4 separate regions of the Mus musculus genome follow, and all the other regions are linked to region 1. The links are chromatin loops, found by intact Hi-C in ENCODE. Cell type or tissue: heart. All regions are shown on one strand.

Region 1 (5,000 bases):
ACCTAATTAAAATATTTTTCCACGACTGACCCCATGACTCACAGTTTGCTTGAAGTATGTATTTTAATTTCCAGTTATTCAGGAATTTCAAAATATCTCTTCTTGATTTCAAACTTAATTTCTAGGTAGGCAGAGAAAATAATTTGTATGATTCCAACTGTGTAAGCTATTCTAAATTTATTGATGTTTCTTTTCAGGCAACAGATCAGTTGGGGGGCTGGAGAGGTGATCAAGAACTGTTCCTATGTAGAGAACACAAGTTTGGGTCATAGCACCAATGCTGCATGGCTCACAAAAGTTTGTAACTCCAGCTCCAGAGAATCAGATAACACCCTGTTTGGGTTCAGAGGGCTCATCACTCATGTGCACACTGGCACACATGCACACACACATATACATACATATACACATACATATAATTAAAAAAAAAAGAAGGGGTTGGAGAGATAGTTCAGCAGTTAAGAGCACTGGCAGCTTTTCCAGAGGATCCAGGTTCAATTTCCAGCGCCTACATACATGGCAGCTCACAATGTCTGTAACTCCAGTTCCAGGAGATCCAACACTCTTTTCTGGCGTCCTCAGGCACCAGGTACCCAAGTGTTTCAGAGAAATAAATGCAAGTAAAATATACATACAATAAAAAATTAAAACCAAAAACAAATTTTCAGGCCCATTTCTATGACTGGCCCATGTGCATTTGAAAAGAAAGTGTGTTCTTCACTATCTTGGAAAATCCCATCCTTCTTTGAATGTTGCCCATATTCATTCTATTTTGTTGGCACTCCTCTTAGCGTTACCTGGGGTTTCCCTCTCTTCCCATATTCTCCTTCCTTCAAATCCTGAATTGTAGTCCAAGCCTAATACTTTCGTCTCAAACACTAAATGGTAGGTACTTTATTTATAAAGGATTACGGTCACGTGTTAGCAAATCCTGCTTGATTGGTTTAAGATACCCGGGAGTTGTAGAAATGGCTCAGAAGTTAACAGTACTTATTGCTCTTTCACGGGAAGCTGAGTTGAGTTCTCATCATCCTCACCAAATGGTTCACAGCCACCTGTAACCCCAATCCCAGGGGTCTGATTCCCTCTTCTGGCATCTGCAGGCACCTTGCACAGGCACAAGCAAGTACATACACACCGCTACATATTCATGCAATTAAAAATAGAACCTTATATAAGAAAGAAAAGCCAAGAAGAAAGTATTTGTAAGCTGGCCTCTACAGCTCAGAGGTTTTGATAAAGTCAAAGCAAGAATGCTTTGCAGGTAAGAATATACTGTGGTCACTGACCGCTAACAGCAAGATACTTGTTTCAAAGGTTAGGTTATAATGAAGTGTCACGAAAATCACCTAGCAACCCAAAGTCTGGCATTGTACATGTACACTTGAATAAGAAACACAATTTTAATTAAGCCTTGGGTTTTCTGAGACTGAGATCAGGAGACTGCTGATCTAAGGAATCATGACGTGGTCGGGTGAACGGAAGTTTAAAAATTGTCCTGAATATGGGGTACGAAGAGAAACATCCATTAATGGTATATGCTTTGTGCGTTATCTAATTTTAGAAGTGGGGAAAAAGGAAACCGTGCTTTTAGAATCGAGGGGGGAGGGCGCTGCACTGTTCTGCTCACTCTGTTCTTGAATGTGAACGAAATATCTCTCTCCTAGAGTCTGGTCACGGCAATTTCCAGAAATTCTGTCTCTGTTTCCCTCCCTCTCTCCCCGTCTCTCTTTTTTTAACCTAGAGTGACTTTCCACCCCACTTTCCAGGTTCCTGGCGAGACAAAAGATGCTCAGCGAGGACCGCTTTCTTAGGCGCATCTTCTCTTCTGCGCCGTGATTGGTCGCTGCTTTTTTAGGACACGCCCAAAAATCCTGATTGGTCGTCAATGCCCTTTTGTTAGGGCAAAGGTGGACCCCGGTGCTCTGCCACAGGCCTGTCGAGGCGTCCAGCAGCCAGTGCGCAGGCGTGCAATTTCCAGTTAGGATTGGTGGGAGGACGCCTCCTCGCTCGGCGCACGCTCCGTGGGCGGGAAGGGCGGGGCTGACGCTGTCAGTTGGTCGGAGAGCCGCGCGGCCTGAGGCTTCCTACCCATCCCGCCTCTTCCCGGCGCTTCAGACGCAAGGTGAGGCGGCTCGGGGCGGCGAGGGCTGGGCCTGGGAGACCGCCGAGGCCCTGTGGGGCGGGGCGGGATGGAACGGGAACCCGGGCGGCGGCCTGGGTGCTGGATTGCGGCGCCGCGAGGCCCGACATCCCGCCGAGCGCTGCGCAGCCACCTTCCCGGCCCCACGCCGCGGGCTCAGTGGGAAGAGCCCGGCGGTGCGGGACCGGGACGCCGTGGGGGTGCGATGGGACCGGGTAGTAGGAGAAGACGCTCTGCTGCCCGAGCTACCTTCCAGTTCGCCGCAATTCTTCTGCTTCAGCCTCTCGAGTGCTAGGATTGCTTTGCAGGCGTGGTGGCCCGTGCATGTCTGGGGTGGGACGTCTTTGCTAGAACCTGGGTTTGTTTCTTTGTCAGCTTTTCTCAGGCGTCCTGCGGAACAAATATTGAGGAGTAAGGTTTGGGAAGGAGAAATCATAGTTTCCCGAAAAGCCAAGGTTTCTGTTACACCACCAGAGACAGACGTCGCAATAGCCAGAAGGACAGAGGTCCCCAAACCGTTATCCGTTTCTGCGACTCAAAGCTGTGCGTAGGAATCCTAGTGTCTGTATGCTCCAATGATTAAACTGGATGCAGCTAGCTCCCCGGGGATCTAACTTAAGTTTGATCCTTATTGACGATGTAGTTCCTCGATTTCCATCGATTTTGAAAGCCCTAAAATGTCAAAGCAGAACATGAACAGATTAGAAACATCACACTGGAGTGGATGCAGATGAAATTTTATATTTGTTTTGTTTGTGGAAACGCCAAAGGAGTTGAGTTTTTCAAACTCAGTTTAGGACCTTAATAATATCTTGGCTATGAAACATGAGGCAAGGCCTCTAGCCTTTATAAGGCTTAGTATCCACATCTGTGAATTGCATTTTCTTTCTGTTGTGATAAAACTATATATGTAAAGTGTTCAGTGCATTCCTGTAGTGCATTGGACTTTTAAATTTAAAAAACTATTGCTGGTGAGTGGATGATGGATGGAAAACATTAATTGCAGGTTCAAGAGAAGTCTGGTGGTTGAGTTTGAAAGGATATTAGGGAAATGTCAAACTCATATCTGAGATGTTAAGGCCAGCCGAGGTGGAATGATGGGAAAAGCAGAGTGGACATTGACTATATCCTTGATTCTGGATGGACTACTGTGATGTGAATTAAGCCACTCTCAGATTAGGCCAGGAGTTCTAATATGAGGCCTTTGGCCACATGATTTTTCTAAAGTTTCTTCTGTGGTCAAAACAAGAGAGTAGAGATGAGAAGGTCTGTTAACATCTGTTGAATACTTACTAAGTACACAAACACATAGCTGGATGTATTAAATTCCCAGAACAAACCCATAAGATGCAGTTATTAGGCCCATTTTATGGATGAGGATGCTGAGGCTGAGATTTTTTTAATTATATATTTTCTTTTTTTATATTTCAAATGTTATCCCCTTTCCTAGTTTTCCCTCCGAAGATCTCCTCCCCCATCGCTCCCTAACCCACCTACTCCCATTCCTGGTCCTGGCATTCCCCTATACTGGGTCATAGAAACTTCACAGGACCAAGGGCCTCTCCTCCCATTGATGGCCGACTAGGCCATCCTTTGCTACGTATATAGCTAGAGCCACAAGTTCTACCCATGTGTTTTCTTTGGTGGTTTAGTTCCAAGGAACTTTGGGGTTACTGGTTAGTTCATATTGATGTTCCTCCTATGGGGCTTCAGTCTCCTTCAGTTCTCTGGGTATTTCTCTGGCTCCTTCATTGGGAACCTTGTGCTCAGTCCAAAGCATGACTATGAGCATCCACTTCTGTATTTGCCAGGCACTGGCAGAGCCTCACAGGAGACAGCCATATCAGGCTTCTGTCAGCAGGTTCTTGTTGGCAACTGCCTAGTGTCTGGGTTTGGTGATTGTTTATAGGATGGATCCCATAAACATGGGATGGGGCAGTCTCTGGATGGTCGTTCCTTCAGGTTCTGCTCTGAACTTTGTCTCTGTAACTCCTTCCTTGGGTATTTGGTTCCCCATTCTAAAAAGGAATGAAGTACCCACACTATGGTCTTCCTTCTTTGTGAGTTTCATGTGTTTTGCAAATTGTATCTTGGGTATTCTAAGTTTCTGGGCTAATATCCATTTATCAGTGTGTGAGATTAGATTACCTCACTCAGGATGATATCCTCCAGATCCATCCATTTACCTAAGAATTTCATAAATTCATTGTTTTTAATAACTGAGTAGTACTCCGTTGTGTAAATGTACCACATTTTCTGTATCCATTCTTCTGTTGAGGGACATCTGGGTTCTTTCCAGCTTCTGGCTATTATAAATAAGGCTGCTATGATCATAGTGGAGCATGTGTCCTTATTACCAGTTGGAACATCTTTTGGATATATGCCCAGGAGAGATATTGCTGGATCTTCCAGTAGTACTATGTCCAATTTTCTGAGGAACCACCAAACTGATTTCCAGAGTGGTTGTACCAGCTTGCAATCCCACCAGAAATGGAGGAGTGTTCCTCTTTCTTCACATCCTTGCCAGCATCTGCTATCACCTGAATTTTTGATCCTATCCATTCTGACTGGAGTGAAGTGGAATATCAGGGTTGTTTTGATTTGCATTTCCCTGATGATTAAGGATGTTGAACATTTTTTTCAGGTGCTTCTCAGCCATTCGGCATTCCTCAATTGAGAATTCTTTGTTTAGCTCTGTACCCCATTTTTAATAGGGCTATTTGATTTTTCAAGAGTCCAGCTTCTTGAGATCTTTGTATATATTGGATATTAGTCCCCTATCGGATTTAGGATTGGTAAAGATCCTTTCCCAATCAGTTTGGTGGTTCCTCAGAAAATTGGACATAGTACTACTGGA
Region 2 (5,000 bases), 270 kb after region 1:
CAGGTGGATTTCTGAGTTCGAGGCCAGCCTAGTCTACAAAGTGAGTTCCAGGACAGCCAGGGCTATACAGAGAAACCCTGTCTCAAAAAAACAAAATAAAACAAAAAAAAAAAAAAAAAAAAAACAAAACAAAAAAATGTGTGTGTGTGTGTGTGTGTGTGTGTGTGTGTGTGTGTGTGTGTGTGTGCGCGCGCGCGCACGCGCACTACCAGCATACACTGCTAAGTCAAAAGTTGTTTTGTAATTTCCCTTTGTTTTTCCACTAAAAGAATACTGGATTACACATAGAAGTTGTAGCTTAAAGACCTTTTAACAAACATAACCTTAAGTAAAGAGTAGCTCGGCCAGGCTGTTGTGGCGCACACCTTTAATCCCAGCAATAGGGAGGCAGAGGCAAGCAGATCTCTGCAATTCAAGGCTAGCCTGGTCTACACAGTGAGTTCCAGGACAGCCAGGGCCACACAGAGAAACCTTGTCTTGAAAAAACAACAAACAAACAACAACAACAACTCTCACATCCCGCCACAGGGCAGTGGAGATAAAAAACAGAAAGTAGCCAATAGCATTTAGTAAAATAGTATGCTTATGCTCAAGACATGTGTGCCCTGACTGCACAAGCCGGCGAAAGCAAAGGCTTCCACATGCATAGGAAAAGGAACATTTGCTATTGCTAAGAAACAAGCCCCAAACACAAGATCATGTCAAAGCAAGCGGTCAGTTTGGTGTTGATTCTGATCCCAGGAGCAGGGAGGCTCAAGCTGAAGTATTGCCATGAGTTCAAGGTCAGCTTGGGCTGCACAGTGAGTACCAGGCCAGCCAGCTACATAGGAAAATCTCACAAAATTAAATTTACACGGAAAAAGCAGGGCTCAGAGGGCTAAAGTTGCTTACTCTGCAAGCCTAACAACCTAAACTCAATGCAGTTGAATCAGTCCCCAGAGCCCAGATGAGAAGAGTTCATAACTGCAAGGCTCCTGCAGCTCAGTGAAGGAAACGTCTCCCTCAGAAGCTCGGGTCAGTCAGCCTCCAGCGAGAAGCAGAGCAAAATCAGAAACAAAGGAGAGTCCTGCACGGCTTTCCCACCACCTGTAGCTCTTGTTGACCTGCCTGTTCACCTCATGAGTGAAGCGTCTGCCTGGCAGTGGGCCATGAACTGAGGGGTCTCTGTGTAGAGTAGAAGCTTCCTGTGCCTCCGGTTGCCAGGAGACAGCCTGTGCAGTTAAATGGACCTAGATTTTGTTTTGCACTAAAGTTTCTGTGACTTAATAAAGTTCTGTTAACCAACAAAAAAAAAAAAAAAAAAAAAAAGAAACAAAGGAGAGCAAGAAAACCAACTCCCAACAAGCGATTCTCTGACCTCCACTCACATGGTGGCACACGCTCATGTAACACACACACACACACACACACACACACACACACACACACACACAATGATAAATTTTAAGAAAGTAAAATTTCAAAAGGTAACATAACCACTAAGAAAATAAACCGTTATAACTGTCATAGAGAAGACTTAGGCAAGTCAGAAGACACAGGTGAGTTTCTTAAAATGAGTGAAGAACTCAACTTGCTAAGAGATTGCTGCAGTTACGAGTGTACAAATACATCTACTAACACCACCTCAGGACACACAAAAGAGAAAGGTGAGGGAGGAGGGGTCAAAGCTGTGCCTACAATGGGCACTCATACAAGCTCTCTGTGGGTACAGAATTCAACTTTATTTCTGATTATTTAAATGTCTTTCTTATTTATGTATTTATTTATGTATTTATTTATGTATTTATTTATGTATGTATTTATGTATGTATGTATTTATTTATTTAGAGACAGGCTTTCCCTGCCTGGCCTTAAACTCAGATCTGCCTGCCTCTGCCTCCCAAGTTGCTGGGATTCAAGGATGGCATTAAAGGTGTGCACCCCAACCCTCCCAGCCAGACTATGGTTTTAAAAGAAGGTAAGCTATGACATACTTGATCACTGAAGATACCAAACCTGACCAAGTGAAAAGCAGAAATGGCTTGCTCAGCAGCGTAGGCTTCATGCCCTTCTCAGAGTATGCCAATGCAGGAAGCATTCCCCACCAGTAGAGGGGGCTGTTTTTTCCTGTGGTGAATTTAAATTAATTCTAAAATATTATCAGTGTGAAAGTCAAAGGATGGTCAATAAGTTCCTAAAGAACAAGAAGTGAGGGAGTGTGCGTTCTACTTGATCTACTCTTATGAAAATACATTGTGGTATTTGTAGAAAATTTACTAACAGAGAGGGCAAAGCCCTGACTAAGCACACATATTTGGACTCTTGCTTTGTAATAAAAGCAGACCCCTGGGGTAGTGAGAGTACAATGAGCTTCTGGTAAATTATGCCAGATTAGGCATGCACACACACTCTTCTTAAGTAAGACTTGTCTTCTGCATCAGGTGATATGCAAAAATTAAACCCCAGTGAATGTTAGACATAAACTTGAAAGTTAAAGCTACAGAGTCTGTGGAAAATATTATCGATGATTACATTTTATCTTCTAGAAGGAGAAGAATAAGTTACTGGCCACCACAAAAGCCTTAATGTAAATAAAGAGGAATCTACAAAGGAATTGAATGTTAAAATGAAAAACCTGTTCTCATTAAGGAACTGAAAAAGCAAACAAGAAAATGGAGATCCTACTTAGACTCATGTCTAGAACTTTTAGTAGTCTCTACACGTTAGTAAGAAAAGGACAAGGCAACTCAGTTGAAAAAGGCTAAATGTTTCAGCAACCATGTCACAAAGTATTTCAAGATGGCCAATGAGTATGTAAGAATGTAATCGCTTTATCAGTTAGAAAAACTCAGCCACTCAGTATCACTAAAAACCAGAGAGAGAATGTGGCCACTGGTGCCATGAAGCAGCTACAAGTTGCAGAATCAGCCTTCAGGGACCCCAATGCGCCAGCCACCGAGGTTTCACCAGCAATGTAACTAATAGACAAGCAGATGATGAGCTGATGCTAGTACACTCATAAAGGGGTTTACACAAAGTAAACAGCCACAAGCAACAGTGTTTATAAATACCAAACAACACAGAGAACAATCTATGATTCCATATCATCCCTTTCTGAAAAAAGCAAAAGAAAAAAAAAGGAAAATATGAGAGACCTAAAAATATCATGGTTTAGGTCTATGTTCTTTGTTGGAAAAAACAAAACAAAACAAACAAACAAACAAACAAACAGAAGAAAAGCAGGATGTGTTGACCAAAAAGCATTGAGACAGCTTTTAGCTTTAAGGGCAGGTAAGAGTGTCAAATGAGGCTCGGCTGGGTGTTGGTACTAGTCCCCTCTTTTTGTCCTGGTGTGGGTTTGCAAAATTTTCACTTACTGGTAAATTCTTGGATTCTGCACCTTATTTTGTGCAATTTTATTTAAAAATACTTTAAATTTTTCAGTTAAAACTTCTTAAATAAGTATGTCAAATGCATGTATCACCTCACCAAAAGCTTTATCAATAACTATGGATTCACCTTTAATCTTAGCACTCAGGAAGCAGAAGTAGACAGATCCCTGAGCTCAAGGCCAGCCAGATAGATCTACAGGTGAATTCCAGGACACCCTGGGCTACACAGAGAAACCCTGCCTTAAAAAACAAAAGAAAACAAAAGCAAGCAAGCAAACCTGTGCATAGCATCTCCAGTGGAGACTAGCTGGGAGGACAGAGGAGGCAGGGCACGTCCATCCTTCTTTCTGGCAGGAGGCGGCTTCTTCCAGGATGGACCACCTCCTCCCTGGCTCCAGCGTGATTTGCTCTGGTGAAGTCACTGCTTTGTGTCTTTCAGGTCTAATTCACTGACAGACTTTCTTGCTTTGACTCAGCTAACCAACCCAGCCTCTGTCTTCCTAAGTGCTCAGTAAAGCCTCATCATTTGATGAAAGCTGAACTCTGCTTTTTGGCTGGTACCCTGCACACTAATAACTTTAAATGGCTTTATGATTTTTTTTTTGTCATCTCTCTTCTACTAAGCTGCAAGCATCATGACACTGACACTGCCAATAAACACTTGTTAATGATCTCACAATTTATGAATGAACCCCACTTTACTACATTGGAGACATAGTACAACTAACTACTTCCAAGATGCTCCTGCTAGGTTTGAGAAAGTACCGATGTACCAGACCAGGCATATCACCACCGTTGGTGAGAAGCAGCATTTGTTGGCAGGAATAGCCATACGCTCCAAGATCATTTCAATTGTTCCAGAAACAGCATCTACAAAAGCATCTAAAACATAGAATTTTTATCTTTGCAGACTAAGTCAATGACAGATTCTAAGTGGACAAGATGAGATGCCAATGGACTCCCAAACTGGAATTCTAAATATCAGACTACAATCAGAAGGTTAAGAAGATATACCTAGCCCCCTGACTAATTTTCACACCCTAGTGCAAGTGACTGGGAAAGATGAATACTTAGTGCATGATACAGAAACTCAAACTCAACATTTATTCATGTTTGTTGTCCTAGGCACATCCCCCAAACTACAATGTAAGTAACACATTAAAATACACAGTTCAAGACCATCTACAAAATGAACTGGAACATTCTGAGGCTGCTAGTCAGGATTCTGAGACTGCTAGCCAGGATTTTCACAACAAGATCTGCAACTCTACAGATTTTTCTATATCACTGTTTTTGTTTGTTTGTTTGTTGTTTTGTTTTGTTTTGTTTTGTTTTGTTTTAAGGTGTAAAGAACATCAGGTCACCTACAAGCCATTGCTTGCGTTAGCCAAATATTTCAAACATAAGCACGCTAGCATATGCTGTACTGGAAAACATCTGAATTTTAATGTGAAAAAAAGCAGTTTATAAACATCACAGTTATGTCTTCACCTCATCAAGAACTATCCTCTCACAGCGGGCACTGTGGGAGCAATTTACCTAACACTCAAACTCTGGGAAATGCGGTCCCAACCCCGAAGATGTCAGCAGTCCATCCCATGTCTGCAGTCTCTCTCCTAGTAAACCATC
Region 3 (5,000 bases), 110 kb after region 1:
TGTTTCTACTTCCATTTTTAGATCTTGGATGGTTTTGTTCAATTCCATTACCTGTTTGGTTGTGTTTTCCTGTAATTCTTTAAGGGATTTTTGTTTTTCCTCTTTAAGGACTTCTACCTGTTTAGCAGTGTTTTCCTATAATTCTTTAAGGACTTCTACTTGTTTAGCAGTGTTCTCCTGTATTTAAGTGAGTGTTTAATGCCTTTCTTAAAATCCTCTACCAGCATCATGAGATATGATTTTAAATCCGAGTCTTGCTTTTCGGGTGTGTTAGGGTATTGAGGACTCGCTGTTGTGGGTGTTCTGGGTTCTGATGATGTTGTGGATGTTCTGGTTCTGGAGCTTGTTCCTCCTGTGATTCTGTTAGCCTCTGTCAGCACTCCTGGGAGCCCAACTCTCACCTGAATCCCAGTGGTCAGAGCACTCTCTGCAGGCAAGCTCTCCTCTTCCAGGGAAGGTGTTCAGAAGTCTGGAGCTCTGATCCACCTCCTGTGTCCTGGGGTTAGAGCCCTCCCTGGAGGCGGGACTCTCCTCTGGCAAGGAAGGTGCCCAGGGGTCTGGGTCTCAACTCTGCCTCCAGTGATCCCAAAGTCCCAGGTGTAGAGTCCTCTGGGGACCTTGGCACCCTGTACTGGGTTCACGCTGAAGATGGTGCGCAGCTGGCTCTGACAGGAAAGAATTCCATCCTCTGGTAGGGCAGGGTTCCTTTGTCCCTGTTCCTGCTGGCACAAGACCCTCCAGGATTCTTTGAAATTGATTTTGCATTCTACTCACTAGTGATCCTGAGGCCCTTGGTGTGCTAGGGGGCCTGCATCGTGGAGAGTCCTCTAGGGACCTTGGGACCCTCTGCTGGGTTCGCGCCAAAGATGGTGTGTGGCTGGCCAAGAGATTTCTTTTACATTTTCCTACTCTAACAGAGAGCTGTGTACTTGACTGAGAACTTTTGCTGGTCTCTGGGTTTACCCCTACCCCATTAGATTTGATAACTCTTCCTTGATTGATCCTAAATTCTAATTCTTCCACTTTCAGGACATACCCATTTTCAAGATTTGCCAATCAGGGCCTGCTTGGTAACCTATAAATTTGGATACTCAAAGCTATAGAAACAGAACAGCTTACTGCAGGAGCATATAGAAGAAAGGCTGCCTCCAACACTCCCGGGGGATGGATTTGACTGGAGGCTCCCTGGTCCTTCTACTCTGGGCAGGGAGCTCACCTGAGGCTGCTCCAGGATATGGCCAGCAGCTGAGGCAGAGGGTTCATTTCTCCAAGAGTTTGCAGTCTGGCTAAGAAGGGAATTGTCTCTGCAGCTGCTTCCTGACTCCAAGACCCACTGCTGTGATACCTACTCTGATGTAGACTTCCAGACTTGCAGCTTCAGAGCCTTGAGTCCCAGCTTGGCCACCATGCTGGTCCAGTGACCTGCTAGAGCTGTATGCTTTCAGGAACTGAGAGTTCAAATGGCTCTGAATAGTAAAATCCTACATGGCAATCTGTTTAAACTAGTTTTTATCTTGTAAAGGCTGTTAATCCCAGAGTGTCAATAACACGTCTTTGTTGTCTGACCACTCCATTCTTAGAGGAGGGCGGGACAAGAACTTGACTGGAGACAGGGAGAGAGATGGTCTCCACGAAATATTTCACTCCCATGGGGCAAAGGTGGTGGCTTGTCTGCCCTTCATAGGTTTATGCTCTACAAGAAGAATCTACCTTTAAAATGGAAAGGCATGCCGGGCGTGGTGGTGCATGCCTTTAATCCCAGCACTCAGGAGGCAGAGTCAGGTGGATTTCTGAGTTCGAGGCCAGCCTGGTCTACAAAGTGACAGGACAGCCAGGGCTACACAGAGAAACCCTGTCTTGAAAAAAAGAAAAATTGGAAAGGCATGTACTGCGCACTTAATCAGACCTAACACGGAGATGGATGGGGCATAGACAAGACACTGGCTTGAATATTTTTGGAAGTATAAGGAACTAATAGTGGTTGGTCCTGACAAGGGGACCAAGGAGCCAGGAATCTTGTTTGGGTAGGAGGCTAAACTGTCTGTCTGTCTGTCTATCTATCTATCTATCTATCTATCTATCTATCTATCTATCTATCTATCTATCTACTTTTTTAGGCAGATCCTTAAGTAGCCTTGAACTGCAGATCTCCCTGCCCACATCACCCTCCAGCTGGCATGTAATTACAGGCATGCATGAGCGTGCCCAATTCAGGAATTTCTTTTGTTTCATTTTTAACTTCTTTTATATTTAGCCTTCTCTCCACTTGGCTCTTTCTTATCCAACCCACCAACCCCATTATTGTGCCATCAGCCTTTTGTAATACATTCCTAACCCAGGACTTCTACATTTACTGTCCTGTGGATCAGTCTTCCTCCTGAAGCTGGCCCAGCACACTCCCTCATCTCCTCTAGTAACGCTTATCCTTACTTTGCTGATTCCGCTGTATGTAATGATCCCTTCCCCTACTCCCTAATCCCCTTAATAACTTTGTTAGGCAGCTTCACCTGATACTATGCTTTTGCTGGTTGGTTTGGCGTGCGAGTCCCTTGTAGAAGACCACCTAGCACATAAAAACCATACTTTTGAGGTTTAAAAAAAAGGCACAGATTATTCCTCCAGTAGAAACGATGTTAAGAAATGAACGTTTGATGAATTAAGTGTTCCATGTTTGTTTTCAGAGGAAAAACTCGCAACTTCTCATTGCACACACTTAGTCACGCAAGTTCTTTTGCGTCATCCATAAAGTGCCTTCGACCCAAGTTTCCTTTGTGCCTCATAAAGATGGGAAATAATCACTTCGCAGATTAGGAAATGTAAGTGAAAGTGCTGTGGTCACGCCCGCGGTGGAAGAGTCCCGGAAAGCCCAGAGCAAAGTTCCCAGGCCGAGTCCACAGGGAACTCGTTGGCGCTGGGCTGGGAGTGCGGCCGCCGCCGTTGCCATGGGAACCGTCCAGCGTCTGGCGCGCCTGCCCGCGGGCCCCTCCTTCCGCGCCGGCGATAGGCTGAGAGCGAGCCAATCGGAAGAAGACGAAGAGGCGGGGCGCGGAGCCAAGAGACACCCCGCCCCCGCAGCCTCCGTGCGGACTTCCGGGTCGCGGTGTTCGCAGGGAGCGCTCCACGTAGAGCGTCGTTTCCGTTGCCGGTGTTTGCAGCTGGGGAAACCGAGGCAGTGCCAGCTTCCCCCTAGTTCTTCCGCTCCTGTGAGGTGGCTGCTGTTTTATTTTTCTCTCACTCTGAGTTGCTGGCGTGCGGCTGCGCAAGCCTCGCTGGCGTCCCGCGGATAACCCGCAGGGTGCGGGGGCCGTCGGGGCTTTGTGCAGCGTTCCCGCGCGCGAGAGGGGCGGGACGGCGCGGTGCCCACGGGGCTCGCACTCGGTTTCCCGAGGCCCTGGGGCTCGGCGGGACGGCCTGCCTGCGCCTGGCACTTCTGCCCGCTTCGTCCCGACAAGCGCCGACGGGATGACTCATTTTAAAGATCCTGATCCGCGTGTCTGGCACCGACACCTGGTGCCTTGCCTTGCGGGGATTTCGAATTTGACAGCTCCTCGGGCCCGGGCGCAGAGAGGGTGTGTCTGCGAATCCCAGGGCTGGAGTTCCCGGTATCCCTCCTCCCCTTCGTTTAGCACCCGAAAAGAGTTTTATTGCAAGATCAGTTATATCAAGTGTATAGATTTTGTGGGGTTTTTTGTTTTTTAACCTCTTGGTGTCTCTGCCCTTCACCTACTGACTAGAACAATGATGAATTCGTCAGGATGCCATCTGCTCGGTTTCCCAACCTGTATGCTTCAGTTTGTAAGCCACTTGTAGTGTTTTCATTTGTCGGAGTCAGCTGACAGGGACAGCTGGGCGCGCTCTCAACCAAGGCTGAGAAGAGCTCATTTTTTGGGAAGCCACATCTGATGTGTGGTAGATTTGAAATTGTTGCTCGGTTGGTCCTTTTATTCTTGAACTTCTTTGTTCCAAGTTTCAAGGGATGAAAAACGGAAGTATGAATCCAAAATATTAAATATAATATTTGGCAAAAATGAAATGTGGTTATTCTTTTTAGCGATTAAATAATTTGGCCAGTTATTTGGCTACTTTTTACATTTTTTTTTCAAGTGACCATTTGGCAAATCATTATTTAAGCTGTTGTATGTTATTTCCTTGCCTGATGAATTAAACACTCACAAAATAGACACAATGGAATAATATATTTCATTATCATTTGGGGAGTTGGATCAACTTAATTTCTTTTTCAGTTTTATAATTCCAGTTTGAGACCGTTAAGCTTGTGTGTTTATATCCTCTTTCCAGGGAAACATGTTCGTGTCTCTGTGGGAGTTTTTCTATGGACACTTTTTCCGATTTTGGATGAAATGGCTCTTACGGCAGATGACTGGGAAATGTGAATTGCAGCGAATTTTTGACACCTATGGAGGGGCACAGAGGACCTACAGAATAGGTAATACCTTCAAAATAAAGAAAATTCAACATTAATTATAACCTAACTGAATTCTTCTGCTCACCCCATGGGAGTTTGATTTGAGCGAGTCACTGCAGCTGAGTTTCTTAAGCTTTGTGGTCTTTAAGTTCTTTTCATTCTACTACTGACTATTGAATTGAGCACTGAATATATAAAAAGAAACTTCCTAAAACATCCCATATGTATCCAAAAAACGAGCCTTTTGGGTGTCTTAAAAATGTATCAGTTATTATTCAGATTATATTTTCAATTGTTTACTAGAAAATTATTCTCTCTTCCATTTGAAATTTTTACACAAATGTATGAGGTAAAGATTGAAGAGTACCCCCTGGAGCTCGTGTCTCTAGCTGCATATGAATCAGAAGATGGCCTAGTCGACCATCAGTGGAAAGAGAGGCCCATTGGTCGTGCAAACTTTATATGCCTCAGTACAGGGGAACGTCAGGGCCAAGAAGTGTGGGGGGGGGGTGAGGGGGGAGGGCATGGGGGACTTTTGGGATAGTACTGGAAATGTAAATGAAGAAAATACCTA
Region 4 (5,000 bases), 120 kb before region 1:
GGGGCCAAAGCCTTGAGGCAGCAGGCACCTTTCCTGCTTCCGGGTTTTGACCTAAGCTCAGGGAAAGGTAGAGCTGTCCTTGACAGTGACTGGGAAGGTGAGCACGGTAGGCTTAAGGGGAGGACAGAGCTGAGACTCAAAGAGTACAAGACAGACATTGAAGACAGAGGGGTACAGCCAGCAATCTCGGCACTCAGGAGCCTGAGGTAAGAGTTTTGAGACTAGCCTGTGCTACACAGCAAGATCCTGTCTCAAAAGGAAAATAAAACCCAGGCTGGGCTTGTTGGCTTACTCCTGTGATCTCAACACTCAGAGGTTGGCCAGCCTGTGCTACAGAGTGAAACCCTATCTTAAAAATTAAGGTGTCAGTGGAAGGGGGTGGTGGCTCCTGGGGGAGGAAAGGGGATGTGATTTCAGGAGGACACTCTGCAGACTTCTGGCCGTCAATGCACACGAGTGCTCACATACACATGTACCACTAATAAAGCCCTAAAATTCAGAAAACAAAAGTCAGCAATGTCATTTATAAGTTCAAGGTTAAGGCTCCCCTTGGAGATCAAGTGGACAGCACTGGTGTACACCACACAGTTGTGAGCTGCCTCCAGGGCAGAACAAAGGAGGCAGCAGCTTCAAGGCAGTCAAGGGAGCCGAGGAACAATCAGTGAGAGTGCGCAGGGAAGTGGAGGTGAGCAAGGTAGAGGTGGGGAATGACAGGTGGAGCTGGGGCTGGCTGGGAGCCTTGAGAGGAGCCCTTCAGTAACGGGGATTTTTATACTTAGGTTTTGAGACAGGATTGCTATCCATCCCAGGAACTCATGATGTTCCTGTGGGGGTGTTTCAAAACCATGGACAGGAGCCTGATGAGAGGTTCGGGAGCAGGATCCTTTCATTGTAGAGGGTGGATGGAGGATATAAAGGGGTGTGTGTGTGTGTGTGGGGGGGGGTTCACCTGGAATGGGGACTCCGCCAGGCTAGGGACAAGTCATTTGGAAGGAGTTTGGAGATGCATGGGTGTGGGAGCAGGAGCTACTCTTGCTTTCTCACAAGAGCTTGCCTAAGATGAAGAGGCAGTGAAGAACTATAGAAGCAACAATGTAGGCTATAGCATCCCTGAGCACCACTGGGCCTATGAGCTCTGTGCTCCCGAGGCCAAAGGGAAAGGACTGTGAGTTAGAGACTAGTCTGACTCAAAAATAAGAAGGGGGTCTGGAGTGAGGAAGCAACTTGGAGACCAGGTCAGCAGGGCCAGCTGAGTTTTACCAGGGTTTTGGATTAGCCAAGCAAGAGAGGCGGCCAGGGAGTGCTGTATTTTCAAAATGACTATGGGCAAAGCAGGGTGTCAGGTGGGTAAATGTTCTGCAGATTCAGTACTGACGGAGCCATCTTCTAGTCGACACTACAACCTTTTGGTAAGGCAAGTCATTTGTGTCTTTCCCCTGCTTACAAGTGGGGCTCTGTCCCTCCCTGGTACCAGCTTCATCAATCTCATATACACCCCTTTTAGCCTGTGCTTCTACACTCTTAAATTTGCTTCCCAGATCTTTTTGGACACGCTGCTTTGTCCAGGGGGCTCCCTGAAGACAGCGCCAGTGGCTCTCTGCTACCCTGGGGCATCCCAAGTGCCAAACTAGGACTTTGTCCAGAGCTGTCACTCTGATTTTCCTATACAGGAAGAATGAGAACCTTGCGAGTACACACAGGCCTTGGGTTCCTCCCCCAGCACCATCACACTAGACAGGACAAGGAGCATGATCGCTCCAGCCCCCCAACCTTGTATTATTGTACGTAACCAAATGCTAGTGACAATGTATGGAGATGCAAAGAACATGTCCTAGGCTCCGCGCTGTGCCCAGGACGAAGTGCACCGGGGCAGTCTCATCTTCCCGTTCTCTGCTGTCTCGTCCCAGCCTTTTGCTTTAGCCATCCCCGCACAGCCTCCACACTCAAGGAGGTCGCCCTCCCGACTCGACCCGGCCCTCCGCAAGCAGGCAGCTGAGTTCCGCGGGATCTGCGGTCGCGCCTGCGCACTGAGCTCACCTCGCTCCTTGCGCTCCGGAAAGCCGAGGTCCGGCGGGAAGCTGGGTATCTTCTCGGGGTCAGGCTCCACCGAGGCATCCCACAGATAGCGCCGGGTCAGGTGCGCCCCCATGGCTACTCTGCCTTACCCTTCTTTAGTAGCCGGGGTCACCTCGCTCCCACCTGGAAGCACTGCCCCTTCAGTGTCTTCCGGGTCATCTAGGCTGCGGCGGGGGTCATAGAGATGAACGATGGAACGCTTCCTGGCTCGCTGACACCCCCTGGCGGTGTGGAGGAGACAGAGCGGGTGCGGCGAACGCCAGTTGGCTAGAAGGCCAGGCTGGCCAGGGAGTTGCAGGGAGGAGTGCGGGTGTGGAAGCGGGGAGGTGGCAGGGTCCCCTGTGCTCTGCCCAGTGCTAGGATTATAAATGTGTGCCACCAAGCCTGCTGTATACATGTGTATACATGGGTACTGTGGACACCCTGGACCGAACCATCTTCCGCGTTCCTCTTCCTCCTCCTCTTTTTTTTTTTTTTCTTAAATTAATTTTTTTTTCTGGTTTTAGGATAGACCCCCAGGCCTAGCATATGGTAGATAAGTGCTTTCCCACAGATATACACTACCATTTCCAACACTCGAACTTCCAAACACTTTCCCTAGGTTTGTCGGTGTGAGTGCACATACGTAGGTGTGCTTATGAGTGCATTTGGTGGTCAGAGGTCAATTTCTGGGGTCATTACTCTGTCTCTGTCCAACTTGTTTGAGACACTGTCTCCCACTGGCTTTGAACCCTTCAAGTAGGTGAGGCTGGCTGTCTAGAAGGCCCGAGAGATTTAACCGGGCACCCTGTCTGTGGTTCTGGAATTTCAAGCGTGTGCCCCCACACCAGGAGTTTTCTTACATGGGGTTTGGGGACTGAATTGAGTTCTTTATGTTGGTAAAGCAATCACAGTAATGACTGAGCCCTCCTTCCAGTCGTTGTTCTTCTAAAATGAATACTTTGTGATCCTGGTCTAGAACATGGTAAATGAAGGCTTTACCACTGAAGCCTGTCCGTAGTGCCCAATCCTGACCAGAGAGGGCGCAGCCAACCTGATGGTCTTAAAAGCTCTTGGTCTAGAGCTTCTGAAGGAACCACTCTCTTCCTTGCTCCTAAGTGTCTGTCAGGGTGTGTCCTCTCTTGGCTTGCTCTCTCCTCTCATCCAGGACAGCTTATTTGACTCAGACTAAGCACACCTCTCTGTTCAGAGCTCCCCAAGGCGGGCTGGTCTGTAAGCCCCAGGGATCCTCTTGTCTTTGTCTCCTCTGGGCTGCCATGCCCAGCGTCTGTTTTACATGGTATTTTAGTTAGGGTTTCCATTGCTGTGATGAAATACCACCAGAAGCCATTTGGGGAGGTAAGTGTTTTACTTCCCGGTCTGGAATGCAGTATGTCCTGACGGGAATGTCCTGATGGGAAGTCAGGACAGGAACACAGACCCTGGAGGCAGGAACTGACACAGTGGCCACCCAGGAGTGCTGCTTACTGGCATTCTCAGGCTGCTTTCTTTTCTTTGTATAGGGTTTCTCTGTATAGCCCTGGCTGTCTTGGAACTCACTTTGTAGACCAGGCTGGCCTCGAACTCAGAAATCCGCCTGCCTCTGCCTCCCAAGTGCTGGGATTAAAGGCATGCGCCACCACCGCCTGGCTCAGGCTGCTTTCTTTTAGTACCCATGGCCACCACCTCAGGGGTTACACCACATGTCAACCACTAAATAAAATGTACAAAAAAAAAAAGGAAAAAAAAAAAAGAGAAGAAAAGAAAAAGAAAGAAAGAAAATGTACTCCAGACTTGCCTTTGGCCAATCTGGTGGGGTGTTTTCTCAGCTGAGGCTCTCTCTTCCACAGTGACTCTAACCTATGTCAAGTTGACATAAAAAGCAGGTAGCACAGTGTGGCTTCTTGAGATCAAACATAGGTCTTTGCCTTTGTGAGACAGTACTTTAAAACTGAGTGGCTTAGTTAGGGTTTTATCACTGTGAAGAAACAAAGAAAACATTTAATTGGGGCTGGTTTATGGTTTCAGAGGTTCAGTCTGTTATCATCATGGTGGGAAGCATGGCAGCATCCAGGCAGGCCTGGTGCTGGAGAAGGAGCTGAGCGTTCTGCACCTTGGTCTGAAGGCAGCCAGGAGGAGCCTCTCTTCTCCACTGGACAGAGCTTGAGCACATACATGTTGTCTTTCCCCCTCCCTGTCTCTCTTTCTTGTCTATGTCTCTGTGACGTGCAAACACTCTGTCTTTGTGTCAGACATATACTCTGTGTCTCTGTCTCCATGTACACACACACAATTCACGTGTCGGTCTCTCTGTGTCTGATACACAAACCTCTGTCTCTCTTGGCGTCTCTCATACATGCCCCATGTCTCGTTCTCCGTTCTCACCCCCGTGTCTTATTCTCTGTTTGTCTCTGTCACACATACTCTGTCTCTGTTTCACACATATTATCACATTCTGTGTCCTACACATACTCATTCACACTCTGTCTCTCTGAGCATGTCACACACACTCTTTCGTTCTGTCTTTGCTTATCTCTGTTATACACTTCCTGTCTCTGTCTGTCTGTCTGTCTATCCCCTCAGTCTCTGGATCTCAGTCTGTGTCACACACACACACACACACACACACACACACACACACACACACACACACACACACACAAACACACACACACACACACTGTCTTTTGTATTTCTATGTTCTCCCTTTCTTGTTAGTTTGTCCTCTCTCTCTCTCTCTCTCCCTCTCTCTCTCTCTTTCTCTCTCTCTCTCTTTCTCTCTCTCTCTCTCTCTCTCTCTCTCTCTCCTTTTTTGTATTTCTGAGACAGGATTTCCTCTGTGTAGCCATGGCTTTCCTGGAATTCCCTCTGCAGACCAGCCTGGCCTCAAACTCAGACATCTGCCTGCCTCTGCCTCCCAACTGCTGGGATTAAAGGGGTGCGAT

The links. Hi-C counts contacts between places; a loop is a spot of excess contacts. Peaks named below come from ENCODE experiments on the same cell type or tissue, not always from the same donor. Only the 100,000 strongest peaks of a DNase experiment are listed, where the experiment ranks them.
Region 2: a loop joins it to region 1, with 4 times the contacts of the local background. A loop is called at or near these places in 2 of 42 quality-filtered maps.
Region 3: a loop joins it to region 1, with 6 times the contacts of the local background. A loop is called at or near these places in 14 of 42 quality-filtered maps.
Region 4: it touches region 1 in a loop (3-fold over the local background); 6 of 42 quality-filtered maps call a loop at or near these places.

The regions. Positions count from the first base shown.
Region 1 is chr8:83,439,547-83,444,546 of GRCm38, reverse strand. It overlaps Scoc (short coiled-coil protein), which reads left to right and starts at 1,885. Exons shown (of 4, transcript NM_019708.4): 1 at 1,885-2,125. In heart, no CTCF peak of the experiment used is centred here; a DNase peak (open chromatin) is centred at 1,976; H3K4me3 peaks cover 2,125 bases; H3K27ac peaks cover 1,771 bases.
Region 2 is chr8:83,166,970-83,171,969 of GRCm38, reverse strand. The region is part of intron 1 of Tbc1d9 (TBC1 domain family, member 9); the gene reads right to left. Among named protein-coding and RNA genes, the nearest start is that of Tbc1d9, 4.1 kb to the right of the region's middle. In heart, a CTCF peak has its summit at 2,086 (motif pointing right); no DNase peak of the experiment used is centred here; H3K27me3 peaks cover 382 bases.
Region 3 is chr8:83,330,558-83,335,557 of GRCm38, reverse strand. Elmod2 (ELMO/CED-12 domain containing 2) reads left to right here and starts at 3,072. Exons shown (of 9, transcript NM_178736.5): 1 at 3,072-3,208; 2 at 4,300-4,447. The coding sequence starts at 4,306. Gm32327 (predicted gene, 32327) reads right to left here and starts at 2,939. Exons shown (of 2, transcript NR_168721.1): 1 at 2,508-2,939. In heart, no CTCF peak of the experiment used is centred here; a DNase peak (open chromatin) is centred at 2,977; H3K4me3 peaks cover 1,834 bases; H3K27ac peaks cover 1,104 bases; H3K27me3 peaks cover 696 bases.
Region 4 is chr8:83,563,968-83,568,967 of GRCm38, reverse strand. It overlaps Ndufb7 (NADH:ubiquinone oxidoreductase subunit B7), which reads right to left and starts at 2,210. Exons shown (of 3, transcript NM_025843.3): 1 at 2,038-2,210. The coding sequence starts at 2,149. In heart, CTCF peaks have their summits at 2,300 (motif pointing left) and 3,089; a DNase peak (open chromatin) is centred at 2,247; H3K4me3 peaks cover 2,035 bases; H3K27ac peaks cover 2,160 bases.